2 separate regions of the Homo sapiens genome follow, and region 2 is linked to region 1. The links are chromatin contacts, found by Hi-C or POLR2A ChIA-PET in ENCODE. All regions are on one chromosome and are shown on one strand. Each heading gives the region's core, a stretch centred on a gene start or an enhancer-like site at or near the end of the contact. The rest is flanking DNA. Distances are from core to core; before and after follow the strand shown. Region 1 holds the start of SERTAD2 (SERTA domain containing 2). Region 2 holds the start of LINC01816 (long intergenic non-protein coding RNA 1816).

Region 1 (6,474 bases), core at 271-2,770:
CAGGCGCAAACTGAGCAAGACCTGCAGAGGGCCGGTGAGCACAGCTTCCATAATATGTCATTTTGAATGCCATTATAATGAGACTTTGCAAAGATATCCACAAATAATTAGCTTTTGGCTTAGGTTATACTGTATAAGACTTTAATTATACTGAGGGTCCAGTAAAAACCTTTTCCATCCTCCTTAAAGATAAAACAAGAAGCGTTGTCTCCTCTATCAACATTTCAGCACAAGTTTAATTTCGATGAGATCATCAATTTGATTGATAACAAATCATTACAGAACAGTTTAAACAAGTCTAAATTTCTCTTGATGTTAACGACTTACAATCGCCTTTATGTTAGGTCTTAAAGCTTTATTATTCTTAAATACAACTAGTATAGTGGACCATTAAACTCCAAAGTGATCTGAAATGATATTGATTGGGGTGGCAGCCAAAATTTTAAGGTGCCTGCCTGCATTGCCTTTTACATCTTGACGCTGAATGCACGTGTAATTTTTAAAATAATCATTAATTTTCCAGTGGAACCATCTATCTGGCCTCTTTCCCTAGTGCTCTTAAATTCTCACCATTTGGGCATACACACATTCTCTTCCAACTAGTATAAATTTCCCTGGTAAATTTAAGTAGTTCCAAGCATAAGCTTACTCCACGGGAGGGAAAGGCTATCAATGTGAAACTTGTGGGCAGAGGACTGCGCCTCCGACCTGGCTGCGTCTCCTAGCTTGGCTTCCCTCCTGCCGGGTCTGCACCGAGCCCCGGCCGGCCCCGAAGGATGCAACTCGTTCGGTCCGGCTCCCAAAGTGCCGTGGACTTGGTGACCCACTTCTCGTGTCGGGCTGAGGCCACGCGGGCAAGGGACTTTTTCTGTCCCCGGCTCACGGCTGGAGCCCCCATCCTGCCGTTCGGACCAGTGCGGGCCTCGGAGGAGTGTCCCGCAGCGGACCCCCGCCCAGGAACCCCTGCAGGCAGCGAGACGGGCGCCCGGGCCAGCTCTCTGCCCCTCGCCCCCCGCGGGGACCCTGCCCGCCCCGCTGACCGGCCCCACGTTGCCAAATAGCTCAAATGCTTGTCATATTTGCGGTCGCGCGGCTCCGCGGGCTGTGCACGCGCTGCACTCGCCGCCGCCTTTGTCACCAGCCGCTTCGTCATTCGCCTGAGCACTTCTAGAGTGTGTAGGGGGCGTTACTAGTGGCAGTGGTGGTCCTCGGGCCGGAGTGTCTCCTTCTGTCTCCCCTCCTCTTTCAGCCCGTCCTTACGAGAAAATCAGGGGCGCGCCGGCCCGGCAGGGAGCTGGGGGCGGCGCTGCCACCAGGCGCCCACTGCGCCCCGCCGCCCCTTCCTGCTCCTCCTGCGGCCGCGGCCGGCCGCGGCCGGCCCCGGCCTTTATCGCGCCTCCCGGGACCGCCGGGGAGAGGCGGGCCGGGGCGGGGCCGGCGGGGGCGGGGTCGGGCGGCCAGGGGCGGGGCCTGCGGCGCCGGGGCCCGGAGCTCGCGGGAGGCTCGCGGGCCGCACGTCACTCCTGCACGGCGAGTGCTGGAGCACGACGTACCGCTCGCTCGGTCAGGGCGCCCCCTCCGCCCGCCTCCTGCTTCCTCCTCCGCTGCCTGCCGCCGCCGCCTCCACCATTGTATAATGCTCGGGGCGCGCAGGCAGAGAACGGCGGAGTCTTAGCTTCAGCCTCGCCTGCTGCCCGCTCCCCGGCGCCACCCTCGGGCCCCTGGAGCGGGGCACTCCGCATGGAGCGGGAGTAGCTGAGGAGTGGGCGGAAACCCCTCCTGATGCGTTAGTTCCCAGGTGGAGCTGCATGTGGTAAGTTCTCCCGGCGTCGGGCTGGAGGGGATCCGCGGGCGCGGGGGGCTCCGGGTGGATGGGGGGCCGGTGTTGGGACTCGGCCAGGGCTGGGAGAGCCCGGAGGGCGGAGGAGGGGCCGGGCGCCGCCGCGGGAGGGAGCCGGGGACGGAGCAGGTACGGGAGGAGCGCTCCCTCCCGCGGCCCCGGTCCGGGCCCCGCGCTCTCGGACCCCCGGCGCCTGCGGGCTGAGCCGCTGGGGGGCAGGGCCGGGGTCAGGAGGGGGTCGGGAGCTCGGAGAGCCGAGCGGCGGGCGGGGGCGCCTGGAGCTGTCGCCTCTACAGCTGGGATGTGTGTGCGCGTTGTGGCGGTTGTGTTGTTGTGAACGTGCGAGACTTTTTTTAAGGCTCGGATTGCTGGCGCGAAGGCTGCTTCACTTTTGAGTTCCGTGGCCGGGTTTGCATCCAACTTACTGTAGTGCGTTTTTGTGAATTTCCCGGTGTTTTTTTTAATAATGTTGAAAACCTTCCTCTCCACCCTCTTTTCTTTCGTCCATGCCCAAATGAATTGATTTGGGATCTACATGTATATTAAACTTAACGTCTCGTTGGTTTTTAAGTTAGAAATCTACAAGTCATCTTCGTGGTAACCGCCTATGACTGAAAGGGAGGGGGCTGAGGGGAGCCAGCTGTCCCAAGCCCTAGACTTTGTACCAGTAAGAGAGGGGGTGTCGTCACAGGGCCACTACATGGACAGAAAATCGTATTTTGTTTTGTTTTCTTGGCTATAAGTTACCTTTAGCAGAAGTGGTAGTAATAGATTGCGATGGGAGTCGAGTTTTAGGTTTAGTTTCTAAGTTTCACGAAAATATCAGGTATAGTTTGCATTGGAATAACTTTTTGCTTGCAAGCCGAGTCGTTTCAGGAGGTAGAAAGTAAGTTTTCACAGACACTGAATGGGGAGGACAGTCAGCAGAGTGAGACAGCCAGCCTCAGACCACAGCAGTTTTTATTTGAATCGAATTGGGCAGCCTCAGTTGGGCTTAGGGTAGAGAGTACATGTTTTCAAGCTTTGTTCATGAAATACGCTTTTTGATTTCCCAATGTATGTTAAGAAATATCCATAATGTGTGTAAAGAGGCTAGAAGTTGTAGTCACCAGGATTCCTGAGGCCCTAAGTGTTCACAGTAGCTTTTTGTAGTTAGAGACTAGTCCCTGACAAGAGTGAAGTGGGCTTTGGGCTTCGCTCCGCCCCTGAAGGACCGTCCACCTGAGAGCGTCTGGGCTGCTTGGCCGATGGGGGTTGGGGGTAGTTGCTCAGCTCAGCAGAAGGCATGTCTCACCCTGGCAGCTCCCATCCCTCCCCCTTTTTATAGCAGTCTATTCTGATATGAGTGTGCTAGGGTGTGCTGTGAAGATGAAAATATCCATCCTAAGATCCCAACTTCTGGAGTGAACAAGAATAGTTTGTTTGTGGATCTCTGCTTTTCTGTTTATTTTTTCAGGGTTTTTTTTCTTTTTATTTAAAAGAGACAAATGTTTAAAAGTTTTCCTTTAGCTTCATTGACTTCTTTAGAGGGGTATTATATGTTAATATAAAATTGTTTATGTCGTTCATTAAGTTTGGAATCCTTTAACAGTTTTTTTTTTTTACTTGTTTCACCCCCTAATTAAAATATACATAACCATGTTGTTCTCAGATGAGAAATCTTATTTTGGATTTGACATCCCCCAACCCCCTTTTTCCTTAACACCCGGCCCTTTTCCTTACTTCATTCAGACAGGTAAGGGAGAGGACTCACATTTTGTAAAGCCAACCAAGTGTATGTGTGACAGGAGGTGTCCTAGGGAACGGTTTTATTGTCAGGCGAATGTCACAGCGTCTTAGGTAACAGCTGCTCAAGCTTGTTTCCCTTGAAGAACTAAGAGAAGGATATTAATTCAGATTTAGAAAATCTTTACACTTCTGTTTGCTGAATTGTCCCTCTTTAAAGCTTTTCTATTTAATTGAGAAGCTAAAATATGAATTTTGCCCAGTTGCTACACACTGAATTATTACTGATAATGAGCCTAGTAAAATAGCACATATTTTGATATTTTAAAACTCATTCAAATTTGTGTGGCGACTGATAGCTTATGGTATCTGCTATTTTAAACAGGGTTCCAATGGCAGAGTAAGTTACAACACTACTTTAGAAAGGCACACACATGCATCACACACAAAAAACATTACAAAACGTATGAAGGCAGTTTGAAGATGTTCGAATGCAAATACATAAAAATTTCTATCAACTTGCAGCATGCTACTTTTATTATCAGTGTCCAATTATACTACAAGTTTACCCTCAGACAAAATATTTTACATTTTAGTAACTAAGAAAGGTGAAAGCTGGAACAGAAACTTTGAGAGGTTTCTTTTGCTGTGGTTTCTTGTTAAAAAGCACAGAAAAAAAAGTATGAAGCTTTATTTTATATTTCACATATATCAACAGAATCAAGACCACTTTGTCAATATTACCTGTGGAAAAAGCTATATATAGATAGGCGTATTTGGGGCCATGAACTTTAATTCACTCATAGAATTTTTAAAGCTTCTTGGCAACAGAAATTTTGTATTCACTGTCATGGCATATCCTATAGGAGATAGCTCTAGTTGCAATAGTTACTTGGTGCGTGAGAGAGAGAGCAAGCGCAGGCGCCGTCTCTGATTACTGAGTCCAAAGATCAGTTGTGTACTGAAGGCACCAGAAGGCAAGCTCCAGTTGACATGAAAATGGCCTCACAATAAGGGTGACACCAGCTCTCATAGGTCTTTCTGTTAATTAATACTGACTAGCAAAACATGAAAATCTAAAAGTGCCATGGCCACTTTATATGCACAACTCATATATTTTGTACATATTGTTAATAATTACTCATTAAGCAATTGGTAGAAAGCCACAAGCCAGGACTCCTGTTTAAGAAATGTGTGGCTATTTCATTTAGTTTTAGTATGTTTGAAGGAAATGGCTACTAATCTAGAAAAAATGATTGTCTCAAATGGCCAGTGCAGTTGATATTAAAGGCAAACTTATGCCCTGTGTGCAGATGCTGGGAAACCCTTATGAACAGAACTGTCCCCTGGAGCGTCCGTCACTCATTGTGTGGAGCAGTGTCTTTCTCCATTAGCACTGTGTGGCAGTTCATTCTTTGTATGAATCTGTGAATGGCATATGTCAGCCCAATAAGACGACATTCCTATTCTGAGTAATAAATAGACTCCTTGTTTTGTTTTTTTTTTCTCGGAGATCACGAGACAAACAAAACATGATTGGCTGTCTAAAAATTTTCTTTGAAATACAAATGAAAATTTTAAAGTAAAATATCACAATATATTTTATAATATATGATTTCTAATAGGACAGAACAGATACTGCCAGTTTGAACAAGCACCACATATAGACAGCGCAAACTCTCTTTTGAAAATTCTGCCCTCTTTGTGGTCTGAGGGATCCCAAAGCTGGAAAGACCCATTTGTCTTTTCTCAGAATCCTCTGTCCCTCATCTGAACTTAATGCTAGGATTCTCTGAAGTAAACCCCACAATTTGATTGATCTATTTTGGAAACCCAAGATCACCTAAGCTGTATTCCGCACCCATTGCAGTTTTCAGCTCAGAATGGAGTTGGCATCTGTGCTCCTGGCCGGCCTATTCTTACACTTGCACACTGTCTGGCCAGAGCTGGCCCTGCCTCCCCACAGGGACAGCAGATCAAGGGGTGAGTGTGCCCGGCCCACCTCCACCCTGAGTAGAGAGTGGACTGAGCTATGCGGAGGCGTGGGGTGGGGGCTGGAGGGAGAAGAGCAGAGGACAGATCTGGAGCTGACTGTGCAACTGCTATAGCAGGTCTGACTAGTTTGAGGTGCCCAAAGGCAGCTTTGTTTCTCTAGTAACTCCAGGTAGCAGCAAACTTCAGTTCTTAAAACTCATTCATGTCTGCCTTACTATCTTTTTTGTCACTTTACAAAAACCTGTAGCTTTGCAGAGTTACTAATTAATTCTAAGCTTTTTTCCTTTAAAAACCTTCCTAGGCAGTTAACTGAAAAGAAGCTAAGCATTCTCTAAGGACTTTCCCATAGAATAGTAAAGGGGAAGGGATTCTGGTTCTTACAGACATGATCTATGTCTATATATTCTGTATATCCATATGCACACTCACTGATGTTTAACAGTGGGCTGAGTGAACCTGTTGAAGAAAAGTAAAATGTACACTTGAATAGACCATGGTCAAAAACACTAAATGATCAAAAGTCTCTTGCTCCAGATCAGCCTTTAGCGCTTTGCTTGCCTCTGCTCCGGCCGGCTGCTTATCATTCCACGCCATGCACTGCAGCTCCTGGGGTTTGGAGCAGGCCTGCTGGTGTACCCCACCCTTGTGTTTAGAAGTATTGCCCAAGTTAAACTCAGAGAATCTGAAAGTCCCAAGGTCATCTCTACACCAGAACAGGTTTGCATAAAATCCTAGTCACGCTAATGAGATATCGAGCTGGCAGCTGCTTTAAACTGATCTTCCCTGTGTGGTTATCCCATTTTATAATAGGTGATACAGATTTGCTTTTCAGATTTCTTTCCTTCTTTGAGGGGACATCTCCCTGCCCATCTGTACCTCTCCTGTGTCTTCCGTGCTATCAGAGAAAACCAATC
Region 2 (6,053 bases), core at 1,003-3,502, 5.5 Mb before region 1:
TTCATGTGCCATTAATCCACAAAATTACCCTATAAAGTAGGTACTATTTTTAGTTTCATTTTGTAGATGAAGAAACAGAAATAGGAGAGGCTAAGTAATGTGCCTAGTTACCCAGCCTAGTAAGGGATGGAATGTGGGGCTTGAACCCAGCCCTGACTCCTAAGTCCAGTTTCCAACCCTGCACTGTCCAATACAGTGACCGCAGGTAGCTATAGAGCACTTCACATGTAGCCAGCCTGATTTCAGAGACCAAGTGTAAAAAAAAGAATGTCAGATATCTCATTATTAAAAAATTTTTTTTTCAACAGGGTCTTGCTTTGTCACCCAGGCTGGAGTGCACTAGTGTGAACACAGCTCACTGCAGCCTCAACTTCCTGGGCTCAAACGATCCTCCCACCTCAGCCTTCTGAGTAGCTGGAATCACAGGTGTGTGCCACCATGCCCAGCCTCTCATTATTAATTTAAAAATTGGCCAGGTGTGATGGCTTACGCCTGTAATCTCAGCACTTTGGGAGGCTGAGGCAGGCAGATCACCTGAGGTCAAGAGTTTTGAGACCATCCTGACCAACAAGGTGAAACTCTGTCTCTACTAAAAATACAAAAATTAGCCGGGCATGATGGCATGCCTGTAATCCCAGCCACCCGGAAGGCTGAGGCAGGAGAATCGCTTGAACCCAGGAGGCTGCAGTGAGCCAAGATCGCACCACTGCACACCAGCCTGGGCAACAGAGCAAGACTCCATCTCAAAAAAAAAAAAAAAAGTGCCTACTGAAAAATTGTTAACATGATTCTGTTTACATTTCTGTTGACAGCATCTTCTATCCACTTTCCTACATAATCATCCTTCACTTGGGTGAAGACAGTCTGTGTGATCACCTGAGTCTTCTCTTCTCTAGTTATATCAAAAGGCTTGCGCCTTTTAAATCTGTTGATAAACTGAAACCTCCTTGCTTCCTGGTTTTCTTACATGAATTGAGATCATCCCAGGACCTCACTGTCTTGAACAAGCTCAGTTCTCTCCACTCTTCCTCACAGATGATTTCTCATAGGACCAAATTTTGTCATCCTTGTTGTCCACATCTCAATATTCTCCAGGTTATGGCTATCTCTATCCCTCTTGCCCTCCAAAATGAGACCACAGGCGGGGCACAGTGGCTCATGCTTGTAATCCCAACACTTTGGGAAGCCAAGGCAGGCAGATTCCTTGAGCCCAGAAGTTGGACACCAGCCTGGGCAATGAAGTGAAACCCCTTCTCTACCAAAAAAAAAAAAGAAAGAAAGAAAAGAAAATAAATTTTTAAAAAAGGGGAGACAATCCTCCAGAGAACCGTTGCAGATGTCCCAGAAAGGTGATGCTCCCAAGTGCACAGGGACAGAAAGTAGAATGGTGGTTGCCAGGAGCTGGGTAGAGGGGAATGAGGGAGTTGTTTCACGGGTACAGAGTTTCAGTTTAGGATGATGGAAGAGTTCTAGAGATGGATGATGGTGGTGAGTGCACAACCACGTGACTATTTAGTGCCACTAAACTGTACACTTAAAAATTGATTAAAATAAGCTTTATGTTGTGTACATATTACCACAAATACAATAAAAGAAATGAAGTTCTCATACGTGCTGCAGCAGGGATGAACCTTGAAAAGATTATGCTAAGTGGCCGGGCATGGTGGCTCACACGCCTGTAATTACAGCACTTTGGGAGGCTGTGGCAGGAGGATCGTTTGAGCTAAGGAGCTGGAGACCAGCGTGGGCAACATGGCGAAACCTGGTCTCTACCAAAAATACAAAAATTAGCTAGGCAGTGGTGGCAGCGCACCTGTAGTCCCAGCTATTTGGGAGGCTGAGGTGGGAGGATCACTTGAAACCCGGAGGTGGAGGTTGCAGTGAGCTGAGCGCCACTGTGCCCCAGCCTGGGCGACAGAACGAGACCGTGTCTCAAAGAAAAAAAAATAAAAAATAAAAAACCTTGTACTAAGCAAAATAAGCCGACACAGAAGGACGAATATTATATGATTCCACTTATACGAAATACCTAGAATAGGTAAATTCATTAGACAATTAGCCAAAGTGTATCAGAGGAGGTTGGGGGGATGCTGAGGGGAGGGGAAAAGAAAAAAGAAAATCAAGGGGTGGGAAGCAAATGGCTGCGGGGTAGAAGGGGAGTGGGCTGCCGCTTGGGTGTGTGGGCGTCAGGGGGAGACGGGACAGGCGATTTAGGCCCTGCGCGCAGGCGCCCCTGCGCTCCCGCCGTACGCAGCTGTCTTTGTCTGGGGCGGCGGCAGCGTGGCAGGAGCGAGGGGCGCCCCGACCCGTCCCCTCTGCCCTCCACTACCCCTGCCGGCTCCAGCCCGTCCGTGTCTCACCGTCTTTATTTAACAAAGAACGGAGAGACTATAAATGACCCTGAGCAGAGTGGCTGCGAGCAGGGCCCCTGGGGCGTCCCACGGGCGTCATCCTAGCCGCGTGAGCGCCGAGCTTGGGCACCGGGGGGGTTGGCGTGCTTGTACACTTGCTCCGTTTTCTCTGTAAGTACTAAGGATTCCCCTGCCGCCCTCTTCCTCATTTTCCACCATCCCAATTTACACAAGCATTAGTATTTTTTTTTTTTTTTTTGAGACGGCGTCTCGCTCTGTCACCCAGGCTGGAGTGCAGTGGCGCGATCTCGGCTCACTGCAAGCTCCGCCTCCCGGGTTCACGCCATTCTCCTGCCTTAGCCTCCCGTGTAGCTGGGACTACAGGCGCCCGTCACTACGCCCGGCTAACTTTTTGTATTTTTAGTAGAGACGGGGTTTCACCGTGGTCTCGATCTCCTGACCTCGTGATCCGTCCGCCTCGGCCTCCCAAAGTGCTGGGATTACAGGCGTCAGCCACGCGCCCGGCCACAAGCATTAGTATTTACTTCCGTAATTTCCCCATGCCCATGTAACATCACACACACACACACACACACACACACACACGTTTGCTTTTGTTTTCCAAGATGGCATCTAGTAGGCGCTTCTCTTTGTTTTGCTTTTCTAGTACACCGTGGAACCCCAAATCCCAGCTGGGATTCACTCTTTTCTAATGGCTGAACATTCATCCGGGGCATGAAGGCAGCTCAGTTCATTTCATCATTCCTTTGTTTCCTCTGTTTTGCCACCAGAAACTGCCGCGATGAATGTCAGTCCCCAGAGCCGGAACCGTTCCCGGTTTTCTCTACTTGGATCTGAGAACTCTGTCCCTCCAGCCCTGCGAGCGCTTTGCCAGGGTGACGGGCGGAAATGTCCCCGCATCCGTGCCTGCTTTCCCAGATGGGACCCTCCAGCAGTCCCCTCCACTGCCCGTGCTTCCTCCTAACCACTTCCCCCCAGCGACCGCGGAAGGCGCTTCCTCCCCCGCAGCGCGAGCCCCAAGCTCCTCCAGAGCCCCAGCTCTCCCCGCCCCCTTCCCGACCTTGTTTCATATGACCCCTCCCCCGCACATACTCAATTTCGTCTTCCCAAGGCGCCCACTCTCCACATCCTGATGAAAAAAAGAGCCGGCTGCTGTCCTATGTTATTGTCATACTTCTTTCCTCCCGTGCACTACACAACTTGAACAACTTTTTTTTTTCTTTTTTTGAGAAAAGGTCTCGAACTGTCGCCCAGGCTGGAGTACAGTGGCACGATGATGGCTCACTGCAGCCTCGCCCTCTCTGGGCACAGGTGATCCTCCTGCCTCAGCTTCCCAAGAAGCTGGTACTACAGGCGCGTGCCACCACTATTGGCTAATTTTAATTTTTTTTTAACCACAGGGTCTCGCTATGTTGCCCAGGCTGGTCTCGAACCCCTAGGCTCAAGGGATCCTCTCACCTCAGCCTCCCAAAGCGTGAGATTACAGGCGTGAGCCACCGCGCCCCGCGGTAAATACTATTCCAAGGAAATGGCACCTGAGTTTGAGGAGATTAATCGGGTTTACTGCAGGGAAGGAGCATTGGCCCTGGTGGCCAGAGGCAAGGGTACGAACCTGACCCTGCCCTTTCCCTGCCTGGTTCTGCCTTCAGCAAATTGTTCCACACATCTCTGGTTTCCTCCCCACATGATCCCAAGGCCCTGCTGGCTCTAGCCTTTGTGAGGCTAGAATTACAATTCCATTCCTCCCCAGCCACGCCCCATCTCTTGCTCCCTGTGCTAGCGCTTTCCCCAATCAGCCACACTTTCCTTTCCCATTCACTGAGCCTGTGGAAAGCCCTCTTATTCTGAATATCTAGATCCTATTCACCTTTGAAGACCCGACTTGGCCACGTTTCTTCCCAAAGCCTACTGCATGCCCTTTGTGGGAGGAACTGCTCTGTCCTTGCAACGCCACTGTGTGTAGTACTTTCTCTGTATCTTACCAGTGGCATCGCCCACTCTGCCTGGGGTGCTGTTCCATACTTGCCCTTCTTCCAGTGCCATCTATGTGTGTGGTAAGACCTCAGCATAGCACTTTGCCCACGGTAAAGGATATGGTTTCGGGAGTCCCAAGACCCGGGTCCACGTCCCAGCTCTGACACTAAATGTGTTATCTTGAACATGTCACATGGCCTTTCTGAGCTTAATTTCCCCAAATGTAAAATGGAAATAGTAACTTATTTCATAGTGTTGCTGTGTTGATTAGATGAGACATTATATAAGAAAATGCTTTGTGAACTGTAAAGCTATTTACACACATAAATAATAGTAAAGATAGATATTATTCAGATGCTGGCAAGAGGGATATTCTTTGCAAAACAGAATTAAAAAAAAAAAAGAAAAGAAGGCATGGTGGCTCATCTCTATAAACCCAACACTTAGCACTTAGGGAGGTCGAGGCGAGAGGATCACTTGAGCCCAGGAGTTCAAAACCAGCCTGGGCAACATAGCAAGACTCCCGTCTCTACAAAAATAAAATTAGCCTGGCATGGTGGCATGCGCCATTAATCCTAGCTATTTGGGAGCCTGAGCCCAGGAATTTGAGGTTACAGTGAATTATGATCATCCCACTGCACTGCAGCCTGAGTTGCAGAGCATCTCTTGAAAAAAAAAACAAAAATGTGGGAAAACTGTGGAAAATGAAAAAGACTTCTTGGTTGCCATCTCCAAATTTGGGGACTGATTCCTAATTATTCCTTTTAGATCAATTACCAGGTGATGTTAAATATACTGTAATAGTAAAAGCTAGAAATAATCTAACTTTTGAACAGTTGGAGGATGATGAAGTTATGGGTAATGGGAATAATATGTTATCATCAAAGTTAAATTTCTGAAGAATATTTAATGACATGGGAAACCAGTCATAATATAACATGAAAGCTAAAAAAGCAAGGTACTAAATAGTGGTGGAGAGGAGGTGTAAGAAGAGACTTTTCTCACCACCCTTCACAGCTTTCTGTTTGGCCCCTGAGTGGGGTGTCTGATGCCAGAGAACGTGGGACATATTCTAAGGCCTTAGTCTTACACAAATAGCTCACTCCCTGCCTCCCAAGAGACAGGGATTCAGAACAGGTGAACCAGGAGCCTAGAGCCTCAGGGGAGACCAAGGACTGTCCCAGATCCAGGCCCTGATTCTGTGGCCCAATGGCCTGACAATCTAAGGTCCTCTGTCTACCACTTCTTCCAGCCGGACTGTGGACCTCAAACATAACCTCTCACTTCCTGCTTTGACACTGTTTCCAGAGTGGGTTTATAGGAAAGACCTCCTCCAAAAAAGCAGGCTCCAACTACCAACACTAGAGAACTAAGCTCTAGCCAGGTGCAGTGGCTCACGCCTAATCCCAGCACTTTGGGAGGCCGAGGGGGGCAGATCACTTGAGGTCAGGAATTCAAGAGCAGCCTGGCCAACATGGCAAATCCCTGTCTCTACTTTTAAAAATACAAAAATTAGCCGAGCGTGCTGGTGTGTGCCTGTAATCCCAGCTACTTGGGAGGCTGAGGCATGAGAATTGCTTGAACCCAGGAGGCAGAGGTTGTAGTGAGCTGAGATCACACCACTACACTCCAGCCCAGGCAAGGCAACAGAGCGAGACACCGCCTCAAAAAAAAAAAAAAGAAAAGAAAAGAAAAAGAGAGAACTAA

What was found. A loop is a pair of places that touch in the nucleus more often than their neighbours do. ChIA-PET counts read pairs that join two places held with the same protein, here RNA polymerase II (POLR2A). Pooled maps may share reads with other maps.
Region 2: a loop to region 1 is called in a pooled map, with 2.5 times the contacts of the local background. The contact joins the promoter of LINC01816 here to the promoter of SERTAD2 in region 1. A Hi-C loop is called at or near these places in 2 of 50 pooled maps. POLR2A ChIA-PET finds 5 or more read pairs at or near these places in 2 of 52 experiments (activated CD8-positive, alpha-beta memory T cell and naive thymus-derived CD4-positive, alpha-beta T cell).

The regions. Positions count from the first base shown.
Region 1 is chr2:64,648,959-64,655,432 of GRCh38, reverse strand. It overlaps SERTAD2 (SERTA domain containing 2), which reads left to right and starts at 1,520. Exons shown (of 2, transcript NM_014755.3): 1 at 1,520-1,813. It overlaps LOC124907776, which reads right to left and starts at 1,362. Exons shown (of 1, transcript XM_047446580.1): 1 at 210-1,362. The coding sequence starts at 1,153. The coding sequence ends at 722. RefSeq lists an enhancer at 1-105 and silencers at 887-1,706, 1,444-1,738, 1,847-2,176, 2,477-2,556.
Region 2 is chr2:70,121,515-70,127,567 of GRCh38, reverse strand. It overlaps LINC01816 (long intergenic non-protein coding RNA 1816), which reads left to right and starts at 2,252. Exons shown (of 2, transcript NR_024444.1): 1 at 2,252-2,522; 2 at 3,143-3,532. RefSeq lists a silencer at 2,337-2,631 and enhancers at 2,958-3,763, 3,764-4,569.